6 separate regions of the Homo sapiens genome follow, and all the other regions are linked to region 1. A link is a loop called in an ENCODE intact Hi-C map of the cell type or tissue named here. Cell type or tissue: mammary epithelial cell. All regions are shown on one strand. Links, peaks and the distances in the headings refer to the core of each region. The heading gives the core; the rest is flanking DNA.

Evidence for each region. A loop is a pair of places that touch in the nucleus more often than their neighbours do. Peaks named below come from ENCODE experiments on the same cell type or tissue, not always from the same donor. Only the 100,000 strongest peaks of a DNase experiment are listed, where the experiment ranks them.
Region 2: it touches region 1 in a loop (17-fold over the local background); 25 of 110 quality-filtered maps call a loop at or near these places.
Region 3: it touches region 1 in a loop (4-fold over the local background); 9 of 110 quality-filtered maps call a loop at or near these places.
Region 4: a loop joins it to region 1, with 4 times the contacts of the local background. A loop is called at or near these places in 3 of 110 quality-filtered maps.
Region 5: a loop joins it to region 1, with 4 times the contacts of the local background. A loop is called at or near these places in 6 of 110 quality-filtered maps.
Region 6: it touches region 1 in a loop (2.4-fold over the local background); 5 of 110 quality-filtered maps call a loop at or near these places.

The regions. Positions count from the first base shown.
Region 1 is chr11:77,189,373-77,194,244 of GRCh38, forward strand. It overlaps MYO7A (myosin VIIA), which reads left to right. Exons shown (of 49, transcript NM_000260.4): 28 at 1-98; 29 at 648-767; 30 at 1,325-1,498; 31 at 2,679-2,906. Among named protein-coding and RNA genes, the nearest start is that of MYO7A, 64 kb to the left of the region's middle. RefSeq lists enhancers at 1,870-2,371, 2,372-2,871. In mammary epithelial cell, for the core only: a CTCF peak has its summit at 2,833 (motif pointing right); a DNase peak (open chromatin) is centred at 2,849; H3K4me3 peaks cover 993 bases; H3K27ac peaks cover 462 bases.
Region 2 is chr11:77,617,377-77,622,248 of GRCh38, forward strand. CLNS1A (chloride nucleotide-sensitive channel 1A) reads right to left here. Exons shown (of 7, transcript NM_001293.3): 6 at 2,230-2,319. The coding sequence ends at 2,252. Among named protein-coding and RNA genes, the nearest start is that of CLNS1A, 18 kb to the right of the region's middle. In mammary epithelial cell, for the core only: a CTCF peak has its summit at 2,425 (motif pointing left); no DNase peak of the experiment used is centred there.
Region 3 is chr11:77,372,345-77,377,216 of GRCh38, forward strand. PAK1 (p21 (RAC1) activated kinase 1) reads right to left here. Exons shown (of 15, transcript NM_002576.5): 5 at 1,984-2,021. Among named protein-coding and RNA genes, the nearest start is that of GDPD4, 73 kb to the left of the region's middle. In mammary epithelial cell, for the core only: no CTCF peak of the experiment used is centred there; a DNase peak (open chromatin) is centred at 2,587; H3K27ac peaks cover 1,444 bases.
Region 4 is chr11:77,349,773-77,354,644 of GRCh38, forward strand. PAK1 (p21 (RAC1) activated kinase 1) reads right to left here. Exons shown (of 15, transcript NM_002576.5): 8 at 3,764-3,827. Among named protein-coding and RNA genes, the nearest start is that of GDPD4, 51 kb to the left of the region's middle. In mammary epithelial cell, for the core only: no CTCF peak of the experiment used is centred there; a DNase peak (open chromatin) is centred at 1,719; H3K27ac peaks cover 2,459 bases.
Region 5 is chr11:77,409,581-77,414,452 of GRCh38, forward strand. All of the region lies in intron 1 of PAK1 (p21 (RAC1) activated kinase 1), which reads right to left. Among named protein-coding and RNA genes, the nearest start is that of PAK1, 62 kb to the right of the region's middle. RefSeq lists an enhancer at 1,939-2,058. In mammary epithelial cell, for the core only: a CTCF peak has its summit at 2,381; a DNase peak (open chromatin) is centred at 2,421; H3K4me3 peaks cover 1,354 bases; H3K27ac peaks cover 1,168 bases.
Region 6 is chr11:77,296,889-77,301,760 of GRCh38, forward strand. GDPD4 (glycerophosphodiester phosphodiesterase domain containing 4) reads right to left here and starts at 4,798. Exons shown (of 17, transcript NM_182833.3): 1 at 4,717-4,798. In mammary epithelial cell, for the core only: no CTCF peak of the experiment used is centred there; DNase peaks (open chromatin) are centred at 2,763 and 3,273.

The DNA.
Region 1 (4,872 bases), core at 483-4,482:
AGCTGACCCACAACCCCTCCAAGAGCAGCTATGCCCGGGGCTGGATTCTCGTGTCTCTCTGCGTGGGCTGTTTCGCCCCCTCCGAGAAGTTTGTCAAGGTAGGAAGGTGCCTGGCCTCCTGGAGTGGGAAGGGGAGCTAGGCCCTGTCCCAGCACTGTGGGGAGAGCAATAGCCAGGGGCTCCAAAGGGCCTGGTCACAAGGCCCACCCGGCCACTCCTTACTGAGCCCCATCTTCCTGGCACCCCCTCCTCTCAGGCAGCCACCTCTTTTCCCCACACTCCCCTCAGCCCCATTCTACTTAGGAGGGGGCTGAGTCTGACAGGAGCGTGTCCCAGGCCCTCTGCACCCTCGTCTTGGGGCAGGCCCTGGGCGCTGGGGTCAGAGTGGAGCAGGTCATGGCAGGACCGACCCGACTGGCTGGTGCTGTGAAGGGGTATGGGGAGGAGCCACTAGGCTAAGCTAGCGGGAGGTGGGGGAGGCCACAGACGTGGCTGGAAATAGATGGTGGAGCTGAGAGGGTAGGGAAGCCACAGAAAGCAACCTGGCCTGGAGGAGCGGCCTCCAAGTGCCGGGAGGGCCTGGCGGCTGCCCTCAAAATCCACATGGGGAGCCCCAGGGGCCGCCTCAGCGGGTACTCTGGCTGCAGTACCTGCGGAACTTCATCCACGGGGGCCCGCCCGGCTACGCCCCGTACTGTGAGGAGCGCCTGAGAAGGACCTTTGTCAATGGGACACGGACACAGCCGCCCAGCTGGCTGGAGCTGCAGGTTCGTGCGTGTGTATGCACGTGCTCGTGTGCATGTGTGCGCACGTGTGTAAATGCGTGTGTGTGTGTGTCCAGTGCACTCGAGTGCCCCAGAAACATTCCCTGCTTTGAGATTCTGTGGTTCCTCAGACACCTACCCTCAAGTTCTGGAACCCCAGGCCCATCGGAACAGAAAAGCCCCCAAAGGATGAGGGACTCCATTTGCTGGCCTTACGGTCAAGACGACTTGGGCAAAGGAGATTCCCTCTGTGTCTCAATGCCTTTACCTGCCACATGGTGAAGGTTATATGAAGTGATAGCAGAGACCCCTGGCCTGTGGCAGTGCCTGACCTCTCAGCCCCAGGCCCTGGCTCAGGGGTCCTAAAGGTCCCATTGGGGTGGGGTGCACAGCAGGGCTCCCTGGACACCTGTGACAGGGACAAGCAGTGTCCCAGTGAGGTACTGGGGCCTGGGGTGCTGGGGCACCTCCAACCCCACAGAAAGCAGAGAGCCAAAGTCCAGAGGGGCAGGCAGGTCTGAAGGGAAGGGACCCCACAAACCCTCTTGGGGCACTTCCAGGCCACCAAGTCCAAGAAGCCAATCATGTTGCCCGTGACATTCATGGATGGGACCACCAAGACCCTGCTGACGGACTCGGCAACCACGGCCAAGGAGCTCTGCAACGCGCTGGCCGACAAGATCTCTCTCAAGGACCGGTTCGGGTTCTCCCTCTACATTGCCCTGTTTGACAAGGTATGGCCGCCCGGAAGCACCTCCTCCCGGAAGCACCTCCTCCCGGCCCCACTCCGGGCTGCCAGTGCTGCCACCTACTTGCCGGGGCTATTCACCCTTGAGCACCTCGGTTTCCCCCTGAGCCTGTGCTAATTGGCTCTGCCTGACTCCTCAGGACTGCCGAGAACTCGGCCAGGTGCGGTGGTTCACACCTGTAATCCCAGCACTTTGGGAGGCTGAGGCGGGCAGATCACAAAGTCAGGAGTTCGAGACCAGCCTGGCTAATGTAGTGAAACCTCGTCTCTACTAAAAATACAAAAATTAGTGGAGCACGGTGGCGCACGCCTGTAGTCCCAGCTACTCGGGAGGCTGAGGTAGGAGAATCACTTGAACCCAGGAGGTGGAGGTTGTGGTGAGCTGAGATCGCACCACTGCACTCCAGCCTGGGCGACAGAGCGAGACTCCATCTCAAAAAAACAAACAAACAAAAAACTGCTGAGTGCTCTTCAGCACCTGAGGGAAAACCCAGCAGTAGGATGTCCTCAGTCCTGTGTCCTCAGGCCCAGTGAATCCTCTCCTGGTGCTGAAGGAAGAGCATGGCACAGGCTGATGGGAGGGCTGCGCAGCCCTTGTGTGCAGATGGGAATGGAATTCCCTCTCAGGTTGCCACGGCATCTGATGGAGAAACTCCTCAGCAAACAGGAGTTCCTTCACACTTGCCCTGAAGCAGCTGGAGTGTGGGCGTCCCGCAGACTCACCTCGGAGGCTGGAGCCTCCTCGGCTGAGCGGGACCTGGGGCTTGGGTGATTTTGCCTCCACCCCCAGCAACGTCATGCTCAGCAGAGGGGCCCCCGCCCACAAGCCCAGGGGAGGTACCGTGTTGCTGGACACAGTTTGCCTGGATTTTTCTCACCGATGCTCTTATGTTTCCAGGTACTGTCTGTTCAGTTTCCCAAAAAGCTTCCACTAGAAAATGGGAATTCCCACGTCACCGTGCCCAGAACTGAGGCTAGGAAGGCAATGGTGGGGGTGCGGCTTAGAGCCCAGGGCTAGAATCTGGTCTGCCTCCTGGGGGCCTTGGACGTGTCCCTGCCCCTCGCTGGGCCTCCGTTTTCTGTCTGAACTGACCGTTGGCCCCGTTGAGGCTCCTCATAGTCCTTCCCTGACTCTGTGCCTGCTCCCCTCCCCTCTGTGCCCACAGGTGTCCTCCCTGGGCAGCGGCAGTGACCACGTCATGGACGCCATCTCCCAGTGCGAGCAGTACGCCAAGGAGCAGGGCGCCCAGGAGCGCAACGCCCCCTGGAGGCTCTTCTTCCGCAAAGAGGTCTTCACGCCCTGGCACAGCCCCTCCGAGGACAACGTGGCCACCAACCTCATCTACCAGCAGGTGGTGCGAGGAGTCAAGTTTGGGGAGTACAGGTGTGAGAAGGTGAGTGGGAGGGAATCTTCCGCCAGGCTGGCTTGGCTCACAGCCTCCTGCTTTCCACGTTTGGGCTGAGTGCTCCTCTGTGAGCCATCATTAGCTCAGGCTGGGGTGAGCCTGACTGCAACCAGGCACTCTTCAGGCTCCTGGATGGACACCGCCTACTTCAGGGGGCTCGTGAGGAGAGGCGAGATGGCGGGAGCAAGGGCTTCTGAGGATGTCCTGAATTCCACCAGTGGAGGAGGCCCCCACACTGCTGTAGTGACTGTGCGTGCTACAGAGGACGTGCCGCAGGACCTGCTGCACCATTCTGAGTATATCTAGTAAGCGCTGCATTAAATGAGAAATACAGCCATTCCTTGAGATCAGAATTTGCAAATGTGTATTCTTTTTTCTCCTTCTGAGGACAGGAGTTATGTGGTTGTTTTGTTTTCGATAATGGTAATGGTAGCTATGGTTCTGTTGGTGATTGTGATGGAGGGATGAGAAAGGAGGTGGTGGAAATGAAGAGGATAGTTGGTGGTAGTAACGTTGGTGGAGGTAGTGATGATGGTTGGTGGTGATGGTGGAGGTAGTGATGGTGTTGGTAATGATGATGGTGGTGATGGTGGAGGAGGTAGTGATGGTGTTGGTGATGGTGGAGGGTAGTGATGGTGTTGTTTGTGATGGTGGAGGTAGTGATGGTGTTGGTGATGGTGGAGGTAGTTGTGATGGTGGAGGTAGTGATGCTGTTGGTGATGGTGGAGGTAGCGATGGTGTTGTTGGTGATGGTGGAGGTGGTGATGGTGTTGGTGATGGTGGAGGTAGTTGTTTGTGATGGTGGAGGTAGTGATGCTGTTGGTGATGGTGGAGGTAGCGATGCTGTTGGTGATCGTGGAGGTAGCGATGGTGTTGGTGATGGTGGAGGTAGTGATGTTAGTGATGAGGTATTGTTGGTACTGATGACTATGGTAATATTGGAGGTAGGGATGATGTTAGTGATGGTGGTGGTGGTGGTGATGGTGGAGGTAGTGATGGTGTTGGTGGTGATGACAGTGTTGTGGGTAGTGATGATAGTGGTGATGGTAAAGGTAGTGATGGTGGTGTTGACAATGACAGTGTTGTTGGTAATGATGGTGATGGTGGAGGCAGTGATGGTGTTGGTGATGACAGTGTTGTTGGTAGTGATAATGATGGTGATGGTGGAGGCATAGTGTTGGTAGTGATGATGGTGGTGATGGTGGAGGCAGTAATGATGTTGGTGATAGTGTTGGCAGTGATGGTGGTGATGGTGGAGGTAGTGGTGGTAGTTTTGTTGGTGATAGTGGTGATGATAATGGTGGTATTGGTGGTAAGCAAATATTCAGGCGGAGTGCATTAGTATAGCCACATCAGTTGCTAAAATTCTGAAATATTTCAAACTGGTTGGAAAATATCTATTGCCTCCAAGGCCCCCAAGAGCCTTTCTCTATGCCCTTGCTGCTGGAGCCCTGGGGAGCTCTAGGTAGGCATCACTGGGGCTGCTGTGCACCAGGCCAGGCAGAGAAGGGGCAAATGCCCAGTGGCCACTTGGCTCTCTGAACCCTCTGCAGTAGATCCTGCCAGCTGTTAACCACTTTAACTGTCCCCCAAGTGCTTAACGGTGGTAATGGTGATGGAGGCAGTCACAGTGATGCACTTCCCTCACTCTGACCCTGCCAGCAGACCCTAGGTGTCTCCCATTCTCCAGGGCAGACACTTCCTCTTCTGCTGTTTGTCAGCTCTGGTCGCTGTCTCACAGGGCTGAGTGTGCAGTGGCTGCTCGATGGGCTGGCTTGTTTCTTTGCATCACTTCATGTGCCCCTGGGCAGAGTCCAGCTCCATGCCAGTGCCAGAGGGATCCAGGAGAAGGTGAGGGTGTGGCCCTGCCCTTGGGGAGCTCATGGTTCCTCTGAGCAGACAAGAATTCCCTGGTGAATCAGTGAGAAGCCTGGGTCCCAAAGGCCAGGCTCTG
Region 2 (4,872 bases), core at 528-4,527, 430 kb after region 1:
AAAAAAAAAAAAAAAATTAGCCGGGTGTGGTGGTGGGCACCTGTAATCCCAGCTATTCAGGAGGCTGAGGCAGGAGAATTGCTTGAACCCGGGAGGCAGAGGTTGCAATGAACCAAGTTGCGCCACTGCACACCAGCCTAGGCAACAGAGCGAGACTCCCGTGTCAAAAAAAAAAAAATGTACAGACATTGTTCGGAATTCAGATCAATTATCCAGATGAAGAATATGTATAAACATTATACATAATGTTTATACATTATAAACAGGGTGCAGTGGCTCATGCCTGTAATCCCAGCACTTTGAGAGGCCGAGGCAGGCGGATCACGAGGTCAAAAGATCAAGACCATCCTGGCCAACATGGTGAAACCCTCTCTCTACTAAAAATACAAAAATTAGCCAGGCGTGGTGGCGCGCGTCTGTAGTTCCAGCTACTTGGGAGACTGAAGCAGGAGAATCGCTTGAACCCAGGAGACAGAGGTTGCAGTGAGCCAAGATCACACCACTGCACTCCAGCTTGGGCGACAGAGCGAGATTCCATCTCAAAAAGAAAAAAAAAAAAGAAAAGAAAAAAAACCGTTATGAATAAAATAATTCTCTGCCTCTGAGCTCTAGGATAAAATTAACAGAAAACAAAGCTCATTAAAAAGTTTGTGGCTATTTCACCATTAAAAAGAATCCTAAGAATTCTTGCCAAGGACTGCAGTAACATCCCATTTGTTTAACTGTTAGTGACATACCAAATGAGTTTCTCATGATTCTGATTAATAATAGAGTGGCTGATGTTCTCTGTATAGTCTATTCTTCAAAAGAAATATGTGAAAGCCCAAAGACCCAAAAATCTGTTTTCTAATTGCAATAAAACAGTTACTAAAACAAGTATCACTGAACTGAAAAAATTAATATGCTATAATGTGATGAGAAATAAGGAAAGAATACTGAAGTTGATATCAAAGGATTTCCCATGAAGTAGAACAGTGAAGTTACTGACAATTGGAACTGTGAGAGCTAAAAATCAAAGTTAACAGAGCTCCAGTGATGTGAACACATGATTTTAACAGAGAAGACATTGCTAATTTTAAACTGTATGGCTACCACTGACAAAAGTAAATGTGGAAATTAAAATTAAGTATTTAAGGGAAAATATAAATCATAGAACTCTAAGAGGTTATTTTCTGATAGTTCCACTGGCAGGATGTGAGAAGAAAGCACAGGTCCAGTATCACAATTCATGGTCAGTATAAGAAGCAATGTTATACAGTTTTCACAATAGCAGTAACTTGGAAGCTAACTGGAACTTTAAAAGGCTGGTTTCTGAAATGAAATAGAACAGGGGTAAAGGAATTAAAACTTGTAACTGGAGAAAAGCCAATGATTACAGAACTAGGTTCAGAACTAAAATCTGTATCAGAAGAAAAGAGAAGGAATTCTGAAATATTTATCATTGCAGGGAATAACAAAGGATCTTATAACTTAACTGGATGACTGACAGTGGTAGCAGAGTCAAGTCAAAACATATAAATCTTACCATGCTATTACTATATGCTTTAGTAAAATAAAAGGAGGCTAGCGAGAGCATCTCAAAGACTGGAGGATAGCCAGTATTCAAGAAAACAATGCTATAAGGTAGGAGGAAGTTGTAGTGGGGAGACAGGGACAACAATTTAACAACAGCTTATAAAGGACTACTACAATTACTGGTTCTAGCTCTGTATGATATGAACATGACCTTCAGTTATTATCTAACATATAGTTGAAATACTTAGGCTGGCAAAGGACAATATATTTCTCAGAATAATGGAGTAGCAAATAAATTGTCAGGAACAATCTGAGGTTTAAAAGAAGAAAAATTTTTTTAAAGAAGGAAAAAGAAATAGGCCAGATACAGTGGCTCACAGCTGTAATCCCAGTACTTTCGGATGCCGAGGAGGGAGAATCATTTGAGGCCAGGAGTTAGAGACCAGCCTGGGCAACATGTGAGACCTTGTCTCTACGTAAAATTTTAAAATAAGCTGGGTGTGGTAAGCATGTGCCTATAGTCCCAGCTATTTGGGAGGGTGAGGCAGGTGGATTGCTTGAGTTCAAGGCTGTAGTGAGCTAGGATCATGCCACTGCACTCTAGCCTGGGTGACAGAGTAAGACCCTGTCTCAAGAAAGAATTTTAAAAAGTAGAAAGTAATCATTTCATATGATTTTCATGATCAGCGACAAGGGAGAAAATGAACTACTCACCTTAAACTTGCATAAATCATTTTCAGTGATCAACATCTGCATCCTCAAACTGTCCAGCAACTGTTGGTGTGGTATCCACCTCCATCCCATCTAAACAAAAAAATTAATTACTGAGCAATCCCTATGAACACTTCAGACAGGTAGATTCAACTTATAACTTCTACCAGAAGGAAGCTAGTGCCCTCTGCTGGTAAGAATTGCTTTTTCCTCTTTTTGGAAAAGTCTGAAGGGACAAACTGAGAAAGAAAATGCTACCTGGGGATTTAGGCCACATCAAAATCAGTCTGCGACACTAACTGTGTAAATTCTCACCCTCAATACTAAAATAACTCTATGTAGGAACTTTCAAATGCAGTATCAATTGTTCACCCTTTACAGATCTAAGTATTTACTGTTAGGCTTTTTAAGGTATACAGCCCTATCCTCACAAAGTGAAAAGACAAAAATCAGTACAGCAAGCTTTTTGCTTATTTCCCTGTTTTTGTCATCTCATTAAATAAAAGGTGGGGAGGGAACAAGAGAAAAAAAACAAGAGCCCTGATATGGTTTGGCTGTGTCCCTACCCAAATTTCATCTTGAATTCCCACGTGTTGTGGGAGGGATCTGGTGGGAGGTAACTGAATTATGGGGGCAGGTCTTTCCCGTGCTGTTCTCATAATAATGAGTAAGTTTCACTAGATCTGATGGTTATATAAGGGGGAGTTTTCCTGCAAAAGCTCTTTTTGCTTGCTGCCTTCCATGTAAGATGTGATTTGCTCCTCGTCTTCCACCACGATTGTGAGGTTTCCCCAGCCATATGGAACTGTAAGTCCAATGAAACCTCTTTCTTTTGCTAATTGCCCAGTCTTGAGTATGTCTTTATCAGCAGTGTGAAAACAGACTAATACAAGCCCCACGGAAAGAGTTGTCTTGGCCAGGCACAGTGGCTCACGCCTGTAATCCCAGCACTTTGGGAGGCCAAGGTGGGTGGATCACCTGAGGTCAGGAGTTTGAGACCAGCCTGGCCAACATGGCAAAACCCCATGGCGAAATCTCTAACAAAAATACAAAAAAATTACCCGGGCATGGTGGCAGGCGCTTATAATCCCAGCTACTCGGGAGGCTGAGGCAGGAGAATGGCTTGAACCAGGAAGGTGGAGGCCAAGGCAGGCAGATCACCTGAGGTCAGGAGTTAGAGACCAGCCTGGCCAACATGGTGAAACCCCGCCTCTACTAAAAATACAAAAATTAGCCAGGCATGGTGGCACATGCCTGTAATCCCAACTACTCAGGAGGCTGAGGCAGAAGAATCTCTTAAACCCAGGAGGTGGAGGTTGAAGTAAGCCAAGATCATGCCACTGCACTCCAGCCTGGGCAACAGAGTGAGACTCCGTCTTAAATAAATAAATAAATAAATAAGACAGAATCATGGCCGGGTGCAGTGGCTCACGCCTGTAATCCCAATACTTTGGGAGGCTGAGGCGGGCGGATCACCTGAGGTCAGGAGTTCGAGACCAGCCTGGCCAACATGGTGAAACCCCGTCTCTACAAAAATACAAAAATTAGCTGGGCACGATAGTAGTGGGTAATCCCTGCTACTCAGGAGGCTGAGGTGGGAGAATCACTTGAACCTGGGAGGCAGAGGTTGCAGTAAGCCGAGGTCACGTTATTGTACTCCGGCCTGGACGACAGAGCAAGACTCTGTCTCAAACACACACACACACACACACACACACACACACAATCAGTGTATATACACACACAAAAGGACACAAGACTGAAAGGATATGCAACAGAAAATTAATAGTAAATGCATCTCAGAATTATATTTATTTTTTTCTACCTCTTCTTTGCCTGTGCATACTTTAAGCCAACATGGTGGAACCTTGTCTCTACTAAAAATACAAAAATTAGCTGGGAGCGGTGGCAGGCGCCAGTACCCCAGCTATTCAGGAGGCTGAGGCAGGAGAATCGCTTGAACCCAGGAGGCGGAGGTTGTAGTGAGCCAAGATCGTGCCATTGCACTCCAGCCTCGGCAACAAGAGCGAAACTCCATCTTAAGAAAAAAAGAAGGGTGTGATAGTTAAATTTATGCATCAACTTGGCTAGGCAATGGTGTCCAGATAGTTGGTCAAACATTATTCTAGATGTTTCTGTGGAGGTTATTTTTTAGATGAGATTAGCCTTGTAAACTGGTGAAAATTGGGTGAAGGAGATTACCCTGCATAGTGTGGTGGGTCTCATTTAATCAGCTGGAGGCCTCAATAGGAAAAAGACTCACCTCCCCTGAGCAAGAAGAAATTCTGCCAGCAGAACTTCTGAGGCAGCAGAATGCAACATAAACTCTTCTCTGGGTCTCCAGTCTGCCGGCTTACCATGCAGATTTTGGACTTGCCAGCCTTCAGTCACGTGGGCCAATTTCTTAAAATCTCTCTCTTGCTTTGGTGGGTGTGTGTATACCTGAAGAGATGCCTGAATTGACAGCCCTCAGAGATAACCTATCGTGGACTTCTAGCCTCCAAAACTATGAGACAATAAAATTCTATTGTTTGAGCCACCCAGCCTGTATGACACTTTGTTATAATAGCCCTAGCAAACTAATACACAGATGCAACAGTAAATTAATAGTGGATATCTCTCAGTTAGAATTACACTTGTTTCTTT
Region 3 (4,872 bases), core at 327-4,326, 180 kb after region 1:
ATGCCTATTGCCATTAACTCTTTTCCATTTCAGTTTTATCATCTACAAGGATAATAACTTACCTCAGTAAGCTCCTGTGAGGATTCAGAGAGTCAGTAAGAAAGGATCCAACAGGTTGCAAGGCACTGAACGTGTGAATATTGTTTTTTATAATCAATATGTGTAAAAATGACTCCGAATAAACCAGTCCCCACTGGTGGAAGCATGGTTCAAAGTATTTTGATGGTGACTCGGTATTGTGTTAGAACTTAACCACTCTTCTGCTTAAGTTCTTTAAGCGTCTCATCACCTTTAAGATAAGTCAAACTCCTACATGATCTGTCCTGCTTACCAATCCTCCTCATCACCCACCTCTACTTCCTTCACTATTCACATTCTAGTCATAACCACTTCGCAGTTCCCTGTGCAAGTATGCCTCATGAACTTCCTTGCCCACATACATGCTATTCTCTTTCTGTGTGGAATACCCGCATTTCCCCTTAATCCCTGCTCTAGATAACTAACTCATTCAGCTCAGACTTTACCATCAGGAAGCTTTCTCTGACACATCCAACCTTTCATTCAGTAAATGTTTACCAAATGCCAAGACTTGCCAGATGCCAAGGATATAACAATTAACAAGTCAGAGACAGCCCCTGGCTTCATGAAGGTTAGCATGCTGCACTATAATTGTCTGTCTGTGCCTTCAAGCACAAACAGGAATCATGAAGAACTGGCTGCTTGAGGTCTTCAACCTCAAGACTGGGAGGTTCTTAGGTACTGGGACATGTCTGACCATCTCTGTAATGTCACTTATTCACACCGGACTTGGCATAGGATAAACTAGGGCTTTTGCAAATGTTTAGTAAATCAATATGGCATAACCACCTATGTACAAGAGACAACATCAGATGTAAAAAATAAATAGCAACCAGGTGTGGTGGCTCACACCTGTAATCCTAACACTTTGGGAGGTCGAGGCAGGAGGATCACTTGAAGCCAGGAGTTTGAGAACACATAATGAGAACCACATCTCTACCAAAACTTTTAAAAAATTGTCTGTCTGACAATTTGACATCACACTCAATAAGCTGAGTGTGATGGCTTATACCTGTAGTCCCAGCTATTCAGAGGGCTGGGGCAGGAGCATCATTTGAGCCCAGGAGTTTGAGTTTACACTGAGCTATGATCACACCATTGCACTCCCGCCTGGGCAACAGAGCAAAACCTCGTCTCTTTAAAAAAAAAAAAAAAAAAAAGCAGTATTCTCTTATATGCATCACATTTTACTATTTATAGGACCCTTTCAAATACATCAACATCACATTTTATCCCTGTAAGTGCCCTGGGAAATAGAATTTGTAAGTTAAGAGAGACAGAGAGATCATCTAGTTTACTCTCCAGCCAATTCTTCATGATTTCTATAACATCCATTTGAGTGTCAAAGCATTCATTACAACTTCAGAGGACAGAATGAATGACTTTAAATGAATAAAATCTGCTCCCTTCAACAATTAGTACTAATCTTGGTTTTGCAGACTCCATAGACCAAAGAGGAAATTTTCTTCTAAGTGTAGGTATCTGAAGACATGTCCAGGTGAGGGCACAGTGTATCATCCTCATTTTATTGATGAAGAAATTGAAGCTCAAAGAGGCAAACTGACTTTCCCAAGGTTCAAAGCTACAAATTAAAACTGAGTCTAAAGCCATACCTTCTGGTTCCAAAATTAGAATTTCTAGAACATTTTACGACTATTATGAATCCATAAAAATTAAAAATAAAAAAATTATCACAAAGAAAGAATTTCTAGGACATTAAAGCTGAAAGGGATACCCCCTATTTATTATATCTAATTTCTTTATTGGATAGATAGGAATTCTGAGGCCAAGGGTGCAGGAGTGACTAATATGAGTGCCTCCCAGCTCAGGCTCTGCCTCTACCACACTGTCTTGATCCTTACCTCCACATCTGCCCACATCAAAATAGAGTAAATAAAGACTTACCAAGGCATTAGAAGAATTGTAATCCTCAGCTGACTTATCTGCACAGGAAGAAAAACAAGGGACTTAGTCAATAACAGTTACAGTTAAATTTTTCTGGACAGCAAAAGAAGTCTATCTGGTCAAGCACGTGCCAGATTCAGAGAATAGTAATAGTATGACTGGTACTACAGGCTAGATATCATGCTAAATGCATTATACATATCACCTTCTTTAATCCTCATTATGGCTCTGAGTACTATTATTATATCTACTTTTATTGATTTGGAAACAAGTTCAGAGATGTTAAGTACAGTTGGGTGTGGCTTAGCAATGGGGTATGTTCTGTGAAATGTGTCATCAGGTAATTTGGTCATTATGTGAACATCATAGAGTGTACTTACACAAACCTAGACGGTATAGCCTGCTACATACCTGGGCTATATTGTATAGCCTATTGCTTTCTAGGCTACAAACCTGTACAGCACGTTACTGCAGGCAACTGTAACACAACGGTAAGTATTTGTATATCTAAACATAGAAAAGGTACAATAAAAAATATGGTTTACAAGGTAAATAAAAGGATACACCTATATGAGCACTTACCATAAATAGAGCCTGCAGGACTGGAAGTTGCTCTGGGTGAGTCAGTGAGTGAGTGATGAGTAAATGTGAAGGCCTAAGTAGGACATTACCAGTGTACACTTAGGCTATGCTAAATTTATTTTAAACTTCAGGAATCACTAGGTGATAAGAATTTTTCAACTCCCTTATAATATTAATTATCAGACCACCATTGTATATGCGGTCTGTTGTTGTGGCACATGACTGTTATTTGCCCAGGGTACACACAGGTTAAAGAGAGGAATTAGATTTGAATTCTGGTCTCATTCTAAATACTACGCTAGAACTGTATCCACATCATCAGCTATATCACTGTCAGGCTTAAATGGCCAAGAAAATCTGCATTCTAAAAGAAAAGGAAAGAATCCATAGCACCATCCTGAGTCATCCATGCCAAAACATGGCCAGTCTCCAGTTTCAGCTTTCATAAAGGATCCTTCTATATCCATATCTACTGCCCACAAGGACAAAAGGACTAAGGTTGAGGAAAAGAGAGGTATTGATCCTGTCAAGTCTAATTAAAGGTAGGGTCTTGTTTTCCAAGAATAGAATCAAGCTCCCTCAATGAAGCAATTACCATGTTTCACTGATTCTGAGATGTACATTTTTTCACATTAACGTCTCTGAAACAGAGGTGTGTCCTACTTTCTAAAGCATGTTATGGTTTAATTGGCAGCTTTATTTTCTTTGATTGGTATGCAAATAATTGTACATCTTACAATCAGTGGTATCTTAGACTTCATAAAATTTGAAAGAGAGACCCAATGGAGATCTTAGGAAGAAAGTAAGTTTAAAGACCAGGTAATGTCTTCAGTTTTGTTCTTTAATTCCCCTGGGTCCAAGAAAAACTGACTGCCAATTCACCACTAATAGAATTAAGGAGGGGAAATATTCTACCAAATCCAATATATTCCTCACCAAGAACCAAGCCCAGAGAATGTACAATTCCAATTCCATCATGTAAAAAAGTGCTAGATACAGCTTCTTTGACACTACAGCAAATCATGAACCCACAAAGCAGGAAATAAGGCAAGCTCTGACAACTTGTTCTTATAACAAATCCAGAATAGCTAGCAGTATTCTGGAGAAATAAATTCAGGATATACTTTAAACATAATTCGTTTGTTTTTTCTTGTCCAAAAGACTATAGACTATCAACTTTGGCAGAGTACAACACTATGCCTTCACTGCACTACCCCCAACTTTACGTACTGCTAGTATTTTTGAAGATTGGGTATTTTGGTAATAGGCATACTTGTTATGTCATATAAAAATAAGTAAACACTCCCTTTAAAGGTGATGAACTTCTATATATCAAAATCAAATTCCAAAGCACAGAATGATGGAACAGAAAGTGCTTCCAGCACTTTCATTTTACAGATGAGCAAAATGAGGTGCAGAAAAGGAAAAAGATTGGTTCAAGGTCACGTAAGTCAGTGGCAAAATAGGGCTAAGACCCAGTTGAGTTGTCAATCTAGTCTACTTTTTCCCTATTACATTAGCTACTAACAGGTATAAAAAATTAAGTGTTGCCAGGCACATGGCTCACGCCTGTAATCCCAGCACTTTGGGAGGCCAAGGTGGGTGGATCATGAGGTCAATAGGTCAAGACCAGCCTGGCCAATATGGTGAAACCCCATCTCTACTACAAATACAAAAATTAGCCAGGCATAGTGGCATGCACCTGTAGTCCCAGCTACCTGGGAGGCTGAGGCAGAAGAATTGCATGAACCCAGGAGGCAGATGTTGCAGTGAGCCGAGATCGCGCTGCTGCACTCCAGCCTGGGTGACAGAGTGAGACTCCATCTCAAAAAAAAAAAAAAAAAAATTAAGTGTTGAAAAAATAGAAATACTTGACAAAAAAATTAGCATGGAAGATTGTGCTTCGGTTATAGGCAGCAAAGGAGTTAAAGGCCCAACTTAAAATACATTTCCATCATGTATCAGCTGAGTCACTTGGGGTATGTCATTTAACTTCTCTGAGCCTAATTAATTTCTTTGAGTATATAAAATGAGCATAATAGTCCTTGCCCTGCCAATCTAAGGCCATCATAAGAATCACATGAGGGAGCCAGGCTCAGTGGCTCACACCAGTAATCCCAGAACTGTGGGAAGCCAAGGTGAGCAGGTCACTTGAGGTCAGGAGTTCCAGACCAGCCTGGCCAACATGGTGAACTGTCTCTATTAAAACACAAAAATTAGCTGGGGGTGGTGGTGCATGCCTGCAGTCCCAGTTACTCAGGAGGCTGAGGCAGGAGAATCACCTGAGCCCAGGAGGCACAGGCTGCA
Region 4 (4,872 bases), core at 88-4,087, 160 kb after region 1:
AGGGATAAGATTAGATCTATGATTTTCAACTGGGGGGGTGACAGGTGGGGAGAAAGGGGCCCTGCGGAGAATTTCAGAATGTGTTTGGGGGTGGGCCAGCATATCTTATTTATTTATCAAAAAGGAATATGGACTTCCAGGGTGTCGGTAATGTTCTTTTTCTTAATCTGGGTACTGGTTACATAGGCGTGTTCACTTTTTGAAAATTCATTGAGTTGTACACTTATGTATGCTATCTTTAGTGAAAATTTACTTTAAAAAACTATAAATAGTAAAAAACTATAAAAACTTGAAGAACCACACTGAATAATCTAATCTCAAAGTACCCTTCCCACTCTGATATTACAGGATACACTTGGATCCTTTAAAATAAAATAATGGTTTTCAATCATTTATTCCATCAACAGGATATGTGAATTTTGTTTTCTGTAGTTTGTATTATAAAAGTGGTTTTTAGTTTTCATTTTTCAAACATAAAATGATATTAAATATACTCTTTCAAACATACATGCTCCCAGAAGATCTGAGGGTACCTCTGCCCCACCCCCAAGGTAAGAATGACCCCACTTGACACATGTGTGTACACATATGTATGTTAAGTATATACACATTCATATATACAGACAGAGAAGGGGGGAAGAAATGCAGAAATAATGCTAGGAAAGTAATAATTCATTCAAAATAACTAAATCCATTCAAAATAACTAAAACCCTCATTTTATGCTTAAGACCATAAACCCTGTGTATTTGTAGGTAAGTAATTTGTAACACATATTTGTACCTGTACATGCCATATGTTAGGTACATATGATGCAATTTGAAGAAAATTAAAATTCTGCTCTATTACAAGACTGCTTCCTAGGCAAGCCCTGAGATTATAATTCCAGGTCAATCCAGGGGGAAAAGTCATGTGTAAGCATGCCTTGCAGCTAGAAACTATGGTCACCAGCTCCCTAATCATCACTCTTTAGTTGGGACCCTAGCTACATGCCTAGAAACTGTGACTATAACATACTGGCTATAAAATAAGGATTGGATGACTTGTACAGGCAGTTATTTCTTCACTGCCTGATTATCCTGCCCCTAGCTATCTTCTGTTATAAAGCTGGTATCTGTCTTCCTATCCCCATCCCTTCCTGATCCTACTAGATGTAATATTCTTAAAGGACAAACATGCCCAAGCCTCAGGGGACTGTCTCCATGATTACAAAGTTGTAGAAAGCTACTTAGGCCCACTGCTTAATACCTATTTCTAACTTGAATAGACATATAATTAGACATATGAATTCCAAGTCCAAAAGAATAATAATCTTCAGGTCTTAAAGGAGAAATAAAAGCAAGCAAAAATTACAATATTACCAATTCATCATATTGGTGTGACAGTTATATTTTAAAAATTATGCAATGTGGAAACATCAGCATAAGTGCTTAATTAATATTTCATTCTTCCCTTAGCACTAACAGACCTGTCAAGTAAGCAAGGAAAGAACATTATGCAGATGTTGCCTATTTATAGGTCTCATATATCAGTAACTAAAAAAAAAAAAAAAGTCACAAAAGTTCTGGAGGTAAAAGGTCCTCAATTCACAATCTGTCTTCCTTAAATTTACAGGAAGAAACTCCAGTCCAGAGAAGAAACCTGACTTGCCTATGCTTGTCCATGTACATTTCTGCTACATTCTTAATATCTCAATTTCACTACCTAAAGGAAATACCATCCCACATTACTCTGAGGTAAGCAAAATAATTTTTTTCTCAAGGTGTTAAATACCTTACACCAGTTCAAACTCACAAAAGTATGTCTATTTTGAAAAACACTGGAACTAGAAAAAAATAAGATCCACTCAAGCCCAGAGTTGTTCTGAGGATTAAACAATAAATGCAAATAACAGATGTGAACTGTAGAATGCTGTATAAACAGAACCTCCCTATATTATGCAATCTTTTATTTTCAGAAATTCTTGGGTGTATAATTTAAAAAAAAAAAGAAAATTTCAATGACATCATTAGCAACAATGCTTTCATTCCACTAACACTGAGAGCCAGACATTTTTCTTTTTCAGTTTCTTTTTAATTTTATCTCTTTTGGTGGGTCTTTAGAAATCTCATTTTTTTTTTATAGAGAGGTATAACTTAATTTGCACAAATCTTAAGTGTACAACTTGATTTTTATATATGTACACACCCATGTGTTCACTACCAAGATCACCCCCAAAGATTCCCTCATGACTATTCCTACTCAACATCCTCCTCCCAGAAATAACTACACTGTTCTGACTTCTATTATCATACATTAGTTTTGCTTGTTCTTGAATTTCATATAAATAGAATGACATAGTATCTGCTCTTTTATATCTGGCTTTTTTCACTCAAAATAATGGCCACTTTCAAAAGACACTACAGTCATTACCCCCGAAGATTCCTTCATGCCTATTCCCACTCTACATCCTCCTCCCAGAAATAACCACTATTCTGACTTCTATTATCATATATTACTTTTGCCTGTTCTTGAATTTCATATAAATCAAATGAGACAGTATCTGCTTTTTCATATCTAGCTTCTTTCACTCAAAATAACAGCCAAACACTTTAAAAACACAAGACAGTCATGTGTCACATAACGACGTTTCAGTCAACGATGGACCGCATATGATGGTGGTCCCATAAGATTATGATGGAGCTGAAAAATTCCTATCACCCAGTAACACTGTAGCAGTTGTAACGTCATAGCACAATTACTTTGTTTTTTAATAAATGTACAGTCTAAGTGTACAGGGTTTATAAAGTCTACAGTAGCGTACACAGTAATGTCCTAGGCCTCGACATTCACTCACCACTCACTGACTCACCTAGAGCAACTTCCAGTCCTACAAGCTCCATCCATGTTAAGTGCCCTACATAAATATACCTTTTTTTTATCTTTTATGCTGTATTTTTACCGTATCTTTTCTATGTTTAGATATACAACCACCATTGTGTTATAATTGCCTACAGTATTCAGTACAGTAACATGCTGTACAGGCTTGTAGCCTAGGAGCAAGAGGCTATACCATATAGCCTAGGTGTGTAGTAGGCTATACTATTTAGTTTTGTGTTCACTCTATGACGCTCACATGACAAAACTGCCTAAGGATGCACTTCTCAGAACATATCCCCTTTGTTAGGCAACATATGACTATACAATTGTTTGCCTATCTTTTTCTGTTGACTTGAGGTCCTTGGAAGCAGAGATTGTCTCTGAATTCATAGTGCCTTGCACACAATAGGAACTCAGTTAAGACTTGCTGAATTCATTACACTGAGGGCAGCATATAAGATACAGAGAAGGATGAATGCAAGAAGGATAAATTCTGGCATCTACCTAGAAAAACAGGTCCTATCACAGTAGTAGAAGGATTTATAGTTTTGGGTCTTCCATTTTATATTAGTGCTGGTGGATCTCAGCACTAGGACAAACAGGGTTCATCCGGAAAAGCAGAGTTGTAATTTGGGAAGTTGGTTTTGTGCTAAGAAAAAAAACCGTTCTCTCACTGTCACTGCAGGGGTATTTTTAGCAACATGGTCAGCTAATGGCATCTCTCTCATATTAAGCATAATTCTGCCAAATCTCAAGTCAGTCTCACATAACAACTCCAGATGGGTGAGGGGTAAAGTGGAGAAAGAAGAACAAGGTTTATGAGAGGCAAAAAAAAAGCAAAATCATATATGCCGGCACACACACTTTAAAGTCATTTCTCCAGGGAAAGAAAATGCCCCTACTAACCCTTGTCCAATCTTCTCAAACCGTGTATATTTCTTCTTAGGATCGCCCACACTCACTATGCTTCCTTTGAAAGAAACAGAGACCATGAATCATTTTTTCCCAAATCAAGATACAAAAAAGGTTCCACATTTCCCCAACCCCTGTAGCTGGCAAGGGTTAAAGAACTACCTCCAATAGCCAAAAAGCATGCTAAACAGGCCCTCAGCTTTTCCCCCATAAGTCTCAACCAAAAGTTTCATCACCTTGACTGCTTTGATTCATAGTAAGCTATTCCATTTCTAAACTCCTAAAAGTCATTCATTTTTTAATTAATCCATTCAGTAAATATTTACTCATTTAATACGCACCAAGCCATATGTTGTGTTAGGAATGAAGAGATATGACACAGTCAAGGCAGTCCCTGCTCTCAAGAAGGTCAATTTCATGGAGGAGACAGATAAGTAAGCATAAAGTTCCATGAAAATATAATAATTGCTGTGATAAAAGCCAAAGGGGTACAGAAAGAGGCACACACACACAAAAAAAAGACTGGAAAAACTTCAGAAAGGTGATATATGGACTGATTTCCACTTTAAGTAAAAGCCAGAGAGATAAAGTAGAGAAGAGGTTTACAACAAAGAATATTTCAAGTGCAACGACATAGAGGTTTTCCACTGGGTTTTATAACTTGTATTTTAGAGATGGAGAAATTGAGGCCCACAGAAGGGAAGAAGATACTTCCCCCCCAAGGTCACACAGCAAATTGGTGTCAGAGCTAAGATTAGGAGTTTCATTTTTAGTCTCCCGGTCCAATGTGCTCTCCATTAATACCCAATTACTAGGAATTGGTACTTTTCACATATATTACCTCATTTGATTTGCAAATGAGACAAGTATTAACATCCCTATTTTAAAAATGAGAAAAATGAGGTTTAGAGAACAGTAGAAAATTGCCTAAGACACAAGTCAGTGGCTGAGCAGAAGCTTCAACTCAAGTGTCCTAACTCCCAGGCCAAGTCTTAATTCTAAGTCATAATTCTAAGTGTTATTGTTAAAACAAAACAAAACAAAAAACTCTGGTTTAGAGAACAAGACTACATACAGGAGTAAACAGATGACTAGGTAAGTGG
Region 5 (4,872 bases), core at 593-4,592, 220 kb after region 1:
CACACAACGGAATATTATTCAGCCATAAAAAAGAATAAAATCCTGTCATTTGCAGCAACATGGATGACACTGGATACCATTTTTTCAGGTAAAAAAAAAGCCAGGTACAGGAAGACAAATATCACATGTTCTCACTCATATGTAGGAGGTAAAAAAAGTAGATCTCATGATGATACAGAGTAGACTGGTGGTTACCAAAGGCCAGGAAAGGGAGTGAGGAGGATGAAGGGGGAAAAAAAGATATAAATGTACTTACTGAAACTGAACTGTACACTTAAACATGATAAACATGGTAAATTCTTTCAAAATTTTTAACTAAAAAAAAATTTGCTGAGTAGAAATCAGTTCAAAAAGCCAGTCATCAAAGGGGAAGATAATTAACCTATATAGTCCCCTTTCCCAGACTATAATCTTTCTCTTTCTACACACAAATAACCACTATCTTGTCCAGGCCACCCTCTTCTTCAAAAGAGCACTGTCTTCTCCTCCAGGCCTCCTCCTCCTCCTGTCCCTCCAACCCATCCCTGCTATCCTCCCTCTTCTTTCCTGGGCTACCTCCTTTCCTCCAGATCAGCACTATCTCACAGCTGCCAGAGTTTCTGGTCCTCCCAGTCACTCATCTCACTAAAGGGAACTTGAGCCTCTGCCCAGCACTACTTGACATTCTTGCTCTCCTCCCACTCAGGCCCCCCACTTCCCATCTTGCTTATTCCCTACTGCCTACCTGCTTGCTGCCCCACCACCACCAGCAAAGATGGGAAACAAATGCAGGAAGAGGGAGTGCTTGTTGGCAGGCCCAAGGCAAGGCACAGAGGCAGTAAAGAGAGAGAATGGTCCTGGGGAAGATAGAATTTGGAGGTAAAAGCTAGATGCAAGTGAGTTAGGTAGAAAACAATGTTTGGACCTCATAAACACAGGAAAAGGTCTCTACAAACCAGTAACCTACTAATAATAAGAAAGCTTAACCAAAAATTTTAGAAAAGAGAAGAAAGCCTAATCAAGAGGGGGAGGATCCAAGAGAGGGAAGGAAAGACTGGCTACACAGGGGGAGAAATACAAAAGGGGAAGCATGAGGGGAGGAGGAAGGGTGAAGGGGACGGCGGGAGAAAAGGTAGGCAGGGGGCAGGAAAAATGATCAGGAGGAGGAAATAGAAAGAAAAGTGAGGAGAGGAAGACGTAGAGTCATGAAAAAACTAGGGGGAGGAAAGAGGTCCAAAATAATCAAAGTAGGTTATTATCGGGCCTGACATGAGCTTCTTGGTGCCAGGTAATAAAGAAGGAAAGAATTATAGTGATTAAGATATTACCACAGCCAGGTCTGTCATTAACTTAGCAGAATAAGGAAGGGGCTCCAGAGAAGAGAGTCTAGTTTAACGCAACTTTATACCTAAGGACAGAAAAACTGGCCAGTTTAGAATCATTAACATACCTTGACCTTCTACTTCCCAACCCTACCTCCCTACACCTAACACACCTACGCATCACACTAAAATAAGCATCAGCATTCTCAGTCTCTGCTTTGTCCCTGAAGAACCACCAAGATGCCATTCAAAAGGCTGGCTGGAAGACAGGATACCAAGGTCTACTTCCCAAGTTCTCCTCTCTTCTACAGTGTTGAGGGGGACATCTCTGCAGCCCATTTTAGCACTTTAAACCAGCTCACCTCTCCAAAAGATGGTTTGACAGTCTGGAAAAGCCAGAGTAACAAACAATGTCAAGTCCTTCACTGCACAGATATGGCAACTCAAGCCACAGAGGATGTCTGAATAGGACCAGTCCCCCCAGGTCTCCTCCCTCCCAGTTCACTCAACCTCTTAACACAGAAAAGCCCCCACAGTCCCAGCAGGCCAGCGACTAAGCCAAGGCAGAGGAAAGCACCACGTTGGCCACCAAGCAGAAGGGCGCTTGCAAAGGAGCAGAGCTTCTGAGGCTGAGCGGTTCCCCAAAGGCGCAGCTTCCCCTTCACACCCTTCCCTGGGCAGAGCTCTGATTCCAGTGCAGGCCTAGCCCTGGGTGGGCTCATCTAAAGGTTCCACCCTCAGCCCTTTCTCTCATTTAGGGTCCCTTAAGGTAAGAGGAAAGTAAGACACCCCTCAAAATCTACTGGACCCCGTGTCACCACTCTCCGAAAGCCGGCGGAGATCCCCCAGAACCCGGCCCAGCTAGGGGAGCCCCAGGCAGGGCCGGCATTACCTGGTGGGGAAGGCTAGCCCCGGCATCTCTGGCGATTGTTTCCGTCGCAGAGCCGCACCTCTCCCTGCCCAACCGGGTACCCACAAGGCCCCTGCTCCACCGGCTCCGCTCGATTCAGCTGGGCTGGGCTCCTGGCAGCTCAGCCGCCAGCTCCCGAGGTGCAGCACGCTCGCGCTCTCGCAGGGCGGCAGCGAAGGCGCCGCGTCGGGGTTGGCGAAACAGAAGGGGCGGGGGAAGAAAGGAGGGAAGGAGGCGGGAGGAAGCCGCGCGCTTCTCCTTTTCTGCAAAGCAGAGCTGAGGGCGGGGAGACAGCTATCTTCCCACCCTCTCAGCTATTCTCCCCACCCAGTCTCCAGCAGGAGGTAATTTCTCTCCAGGGCCAGGTTTTCCAGGGCTTGTCAGAGTCCTGTGTGAGCTCCAGAGTCAAGAAAGACAACCAGAGCTCCTCTGTGCCTTAGTTTCTACAGATGAGTATAGAGGAGTCCCTTCTAAGATTCCTCAGGTCAGACCTACGATTCAGATTAGGCCTCAGAGAAAGAGATACACCTCCCCCCTCCCCAAACGTGCCAGGTTCTAATTCTAATGCTCCAGGAAGAATGCTAGGTGGGCCCCTATAGCTGCCTCTAAGCAAACAAAGCTCAGCAGCTGCTACATTATTATTATTATTATTTTGAGACAAGAGTCTTGCTGTGTGCCCAGGCTGGAGTGCAGTGGTTGGATCTTGACTCACTGCAGCCTTGACCTTCCTGGGCTCAAGTAATCCTCCCACCTCAGCCTCCCAAGTAGCTGGGACTACAGGTACCTGCCACCACACCCAGTTATTTTTATATTTTTTGTACAGATGGGGTCTGCCATGTTGCCCAGGCTGGTCTCAAATCCTGTTCTCAAGCAATCCTCTTCCCTTGGCCTCCCAAACTGTGGATTACAGGCATGAGCCACCACACCTAGCCACTGCTACCATTTATTAAGAACTATTATGTACTAGGTACTTTATAAATGTTATGTCTCTCTCAAAACAACCTTATGAAGTAGGCACTATACCAATTCACATACGTCAAAACGGAGGTCCAGGGAAAATGTCCAGGGCTCATACAATAAGTATTTTTTAACCAACTATTGTGCATCAGGCATTGTGATGGAACCTGAGCTGAACAACACATTATAGAACATTTACCAACACGGCCCAGACTAGTAGTGCCTCTAGTAGTGCCTCCCAATTACTGAAACAATAAAACACACCTTCACACATTTGCAAATGCTCCCTAGGAGGTAGTATTACCTCACTCTTCCCCCTCCCAAACCCTGCTCTTAAGAGACATGACAGAAGTCAGATTATGCGGTGTCTCTTTCGGGTCATAATTAGGAGTTAGGCTTTTGTTCCAAGTTTTAGCAGTGGGAAGGCTTTGAAAGGTTTGAAAGCAGAATGACAAACTCTAACTTACATTTTTTAAAAGATCACTGGCTGTTCAGTGGAGAAAGGGGGTAGGAGTGGAAATAAGTTAATAACTTCTCTCAGAGGTTCAGGCAACAGAAAATAGTAATGATTTAGACTAACATATTGTAAGATAATGTAAAAAGAAGCAAGCCTATTTTCTAAAGACACAGCTTGGAAGAAGCAGCAGCAGAACTTGGTGGAAAACAGAATACGATGGTGAAAGAAGTCAGTGACTTCTCCAAGACCACACATCTGGTAAATGCTCAGGAGTTCAAGGCCAGCCTGGCCAACATGGTGAAACCCCGTCTCTACTAAAAACACAAAAAATTAGCTGGATGGTGGCAGGCACCTGTAATCCCAGCTACTCGGGAGGCTGAGGCAGGAGAATCCCTTGAACCCAGGAGGCGGAAGTTGCAGTGAGCTGAGATCGCACCACTGGACTCCAGCCTGGGCAACAAGAGCGAAACTCCATCTCAAAAAAAGAAAAAGGAAAAAAAGGAAAGAAAAGGAAGGAAGGAAGGAAGAAAAGAAAGAAAGAAAGAATTGGTCAATAATAGACACCCGGAGAATTGCTGTAGTCTGAGGATTCAGCTTCAAAGTCATTTTAAGACTTTTTTTTAACCCCACACCATGTCCTTCATCCCAATTTACACAGGGTGAATGAGAGCCAGAAGCAGTCCTCTGCCTTAGACACAGCTTTTCAAACTAATAAGCAATAATCATAGCAACTTATCTTACTCGACTTCCCACCCCATGCAGCATCCTCTTATAGATGGTCTTCCAGGCTTTTCTGAAATACATGCAGGAATGAGGAGCTCACTTTCCACCAGCACTATGAGGCAGTGTTTCCTCACATTCAGCCAGGTGGCTCTCTGTAAATTTCTAATTCTGCTCCAGGAGCAACGTCCTCCAGGGCAAGTCACATTAAAGGCTTGCAACTATGTATGTATGTAGGCTAATTTATTATGCCCCTCCACTTTTTCTCTTCTCCAAGATAAATACTCCCAGTTCTTTTAGTCGTTTGTTCATTCAACAACTATTTAAGCATCTTATGCAAGTCACTGGGGATAGACACATCAGTGAACAGAACCACATCTTCAAGGAGGTGATGATTTTATGGTTTAGTATGGTGGCTTTTAATTCTCCCTGTCCACCAGAATAACTTGGAAAGCTTTAAATATGTGTAAATATACTAGAGTCCCAGCAGAGATTCTGACTTGGTTGGTCTGGCATGTGGCCTAGGC
Region 6 (4,872 bases), core at 873-4,872, 110 kb after region 1:
ACTAAAAATACAAAAATTAGCCAGGCATGGTGGTGTGCGCCTGTAGTCCCAGCTATTCGGGAGGCTGAGGCAGAAGAATCGCTTGAACCCAGGAGACGGAGGTTGCAGTGAGCCAAGATCGCGCCACTGCACTCCAGCCTGGGGGACAGAGGGAGACTGCCTCAAAAAAAACAAAAAAAAAAAAACAAAAAAATTCCTTTAGAGTTTCACACAAAGTATTTACAGGTAAAATGTATGGTGTCTGCAATTCACTTTCAAATACTTCATCTAAAAGAAGAGAAAGCAAATATTGGAAGATGTTAACAATTATAAATATATGGGGTTATATTTTCCTGTATATTTTAAATAGTTCATAATTTAAAAAGTAGATGCTCTGGGCCGGGCGCAGTGGCTCATGCCTGTAATCCCAGCACTTTGGGAGGCCGAGGTGGGCGGATCACGAGGTCAGGAGATCAAGACCACGGTAAAACCCTATCTCTACTAAAAAATACAAAAAAATTAGCCAGGCGCGGTGGCTGGTGCCTGTAGTCCCAGCTAGTCGGGAGGCTGAGGCAGGAGAATGGCGTGAACCCGGGAGGCGGAGCTTGCAGTGAGCCGAGATCCCACCACTGCACTCCAGCCTGGACGACAGAGCGAGACTCCGTCTCAGAAAAAAAAAAAAAAAAAAGTAGATGCTCTGGAGCTCCTTGCCTAGGTTTCATATCCCAGCTTTGCCATATTTAGCTGTGCAACTTTAGGCAAGTTATGTAAGTATTCTGTACCTCAGTTTTCTCATCTTTAAATGTGGATGATAATGGTACATATCCATATAGTTTGTGGGGATTATTGAGTGAATCAATAGACGTGAAGAACTTAGTTCTGGAAATACTGTAAACTGAATGTTGGCTTTCAATATAATAATTGTTATCCATTCAGCACACTTTGAGCACTCAAATGACCAAGCATTAGGTTATGCGTCAAGGGCAAAGTGATAAGTCAAAGCTATCATTGATAAGATTTAAATATAGTGGAAGAAATGTATATTAGCAATTAAGTATAATATAATGTAATAACTTCTAGAATAAACATCTATACAATACACTAGGCAGCATGGAGAATAGAGTGATTAACCCAGCCTCAGAGCATAAATGAAGACATTTTGGAAGTTCAGGAGGGAGCTGAAAAAGACAGGGAAAATAAAGACTACCTACAGTTTTTTGTTGTTGTTTCGTTTTTTTAAAAAAAAAAAGATTGAAATAAAAAGATCTTGGAGATTCAGTTTAAGAAAAGGAACTGGGCACATACATTTGCCTTCCATTTCCTTGCAAATCATCTTTAAGTGACAGTAGAAAAGTATAATCAGGCCAGGCGCGCTGACTCACGCTTGTAATCCCAGCACTTTGGGAGGCCAAGGCGGGCAGATCACCTGAGGTCGGGAGTTTTAGACCAGCCTGACCAACATGGTGAAACCCCGTTTCTACTAAAAATACAAAAATTAGCCAGGTGTGGTGGCGCACGCCTGTAATCCCAGCTACTTGCGAAGCTGAGGCATGAAAATTGCTTGAACCCGGGAGGCGGAGATTGCAGTGAGCAGAGATGGTGCCACTGCTCTCCAGCCTGGGGTCTCAAAAAAAAATTTTTTTTAAAAACATTTTCTGGTTGACAATGGTTGAGTTTGTCTAAAGACCTGGGATAGATAGAAAGGGAATGGTCATGTTAAGATAAAGATTATGGAGACCAAACTTGTTTTGAAGTCTTATAGTGGCTGCTCTTAGAGACAATAGGTGACAAATGTTTCCTATTCAGATCTTAGTTAATCTCTTTAGGATCGGAAGGGTCTGGAAGAAAAAGATCTAGCTATGTTAACAGAGATTCTTTACAGATGCCACGCCCCCACCCCACAAAAAAACAGCTTTGAGGGCCATTTCAAAATATGGCAAAGAAACATATTTTGGGGTAAAATATTTTTTTCTTTTTTGACTTATATTGTTATGCCAGAGTCAGGTTGGAAAGAAAATCATGATATATAGGGTTAAATAAAACACATCTGATGAGAATTTATGGTTTGTAGGGCATGACTCTAGGGTTAAATAAAACCCATCTGATGAGAATTTATGGTTTGTAGGGCATGACTCCCCAGACCCCTTAGACAGGAATTTGGACAAGATAAAAAAAAATCAGCGTTTAGTCCTCACACTGGCCTCATATGAAAACCAGGTAATCCCTCTCACCCAGAGTATCACACATTCCCATCCTGGACCCTCTTTATGAGACAGGGGCCGGAGGTAGCAGTTGCTAGGCAACACCAACCACCCCACAGCTTCTCACCAGCCCCATAGAATACCATCAGCATCCCGATTATAAGAATTAGGTATTCTGTCCCATTAATTTGCCCAAAGATGGAAGAAATCCTAAATGACTATCTCACCCTCAAAAGTAGTAGTTACCTCACTTCCTTCAATTCCTTGCTCAAATGTCACCTTCTCAACAAGGTCAACCCTAACCACTTTATTTAATACTGCAATCTGCTCCCTCCTTCTAACTCCTCTATTGCACTCTACTTTTTTTCTATAGAAAATAAAACATTATATAATGTATTTATTTAGGAAGTTTACTGTTTATTGTCTGTCTTTACCTCCTAGAGCGTATGTTCCACATTTAACAGTAAGAGTTTATTGCTCACACATCTGAGCTAATGGGCTATCTGTTCTGCTGATCTGTTCTGCCTCAGCTAGAATGACTGGGATGACTTGGCTTTCCTTCATGTGTCACTCAACCAGGTTGGCCTGGGTATGTTCTCATGGTGTTGGAAGTTGTCCAAGAGAGTAAGTCCCAAATGCAAGCCCATTTCAAGCCTCTGCCTCACCGGATGTCTGTTCATATGGTTGAGCCCAAAGTCAACAATCAGCGCAGGTCACCTCATGGTGGTTGGTCACAGTAAAGTTACACAGAAAAAGGTGTGAACACAAAGAATGTAACTAAGGGAAGGGTGAACAGTTGGAGTCAAATAATACAATCTACCTCTCTATATGACAAGCAAAGTAAACTATGAGGCATAAAAGCAATACTAGAGACAAAGAGGGACATTTCATAATGTGAAAAAACAAAAATTTTAATTTGCAATTTGTAAGTACTATTAGATATGAGTTCTAAATTTCTCTTCAAAGAATCAATATGTCAGTATGTTCAATTCTTTGCCTTCTACTTTTAAACTTCCTCGTAAAGCAACCTTTTTTGATCACCTGCTCCATCCTGACTCATTCTGATTACCAGCTCTGCCCTGACTCATCCTGATCACCTGCTCCACCCTCACTCCCGCCAAACCACTCACCCCGTCACTCTCTCTAAATTAGCCAATTGGAATTAGTTTAGCCTGTGCGGTCTAACACTAGCCAATAGGGGAACGACACAGCAGCAGGGGCCACGTGTGTCAGGAATAAGAACCCCTTCCCCTCCCTTGTCCAAGTGTGTGCTCACCATTGCTCCATATGTAAGGGTGCACCCTTCTATAGAAGTATATTGCCTTGCTAAGAATTAAAAAGAAAATTTTATATTTGAGTGCTATTTCTTTTGCGGCACCGAAACTATAACAGTACCCAATCACCTAGTCTCTAAGGGAGAAATGGACAAATGCATAATCATGGTAGGAGATTTAACACACCTCTTAAAAAAAAAACAGAATAAGCAGAAAAAAAGTCTGTAAGGATATAGACGACTGTAAAAGTTGATTAACTAGTCTTAACATTTATAGAACACTGTACTCAACAAATGCAGAGTGTACTTTAAAATGGACATGGAATATTTATCAAAAATCACAATTGGTTTTAATAAACCTTGACATCTTAAGAATATATCTTCTGACTACAGTGCAATTTAACTGGAAATCAGTAAGAAAAACAAATTGCACATTTGGGAATTAAACACACAGAAACCTACGCATGGTCAAAGAAAAATCACAATGGAAATGAGAAAAAAACTTTCAGTTGGTTAATGATGAAACTACTGCATATATATAGAACTTGGTGTGACTAATTGCAAATACTGGGGTGTCCAAGGGCAGACGTTATGAACAAAAAGCTCTATGGGAGGATGGTAAGCTGCTTGGATATCGAATAAAAGGCAGCTTTTTAACCAGAATAATTACCACCACCATTGTCTACACACCTGCAGATACTTTGTGTCTAAGCACCAGCCAGCGTAGCCACGTTTACATGAAAATTCCTAATATTTAAGGGGAGATCGAGAAACACTGTTTCCTTCCCAGAGCTCTTCTCTGAATTCTACACTCATATATCCGACAGGCTACTGAAATCTCCATTTGGATTTCTCACAGGCACCTCAAAAGTAATATGTCCAAAACTGAACCCCTGATGTTTTTTCCCTCTAAAATCGATTCCTCCTGCAATCTGTCCCATCTCAGTAAAGGTCACCGCCATTCCCCAGCTCATGAGATCAAAACCCAAGGGTTGCCGCCCAGGATTGGCATAGTCGAAGCTGATTTTTATCCCCTTCGCCATTAACAACTAGAAAACTAGAAAATACACGAAGCCGCTACTGTCAGATACTGAACAGGAGGTCCAGGCCCGTAATCCTCGAGAGGGGACACAAACGACCCGACAGAGTGAGCGAACAACGTCAAAGGGCCTCAAGTTTGGCCGCCGACTAATAATACTAATAGAACTTCCTGCTTCTGGTGCTGCTTAGGGAGGAAGCACGGAACTGGGCACATTTACTTACCGAGACTTCCCAGTCCCAACCCAAATCCAATCTTCACGCCTGAGGAGACCAGCGTCTCTTAAGATGGACGCCTGGCTGGAAGGGCAGCCCGAGGGAGGCGGGGCGGGAGGGGGCGGCCTGGCGGGGCTGTGGGCGTGGTCAAGGACACCCCGTGCC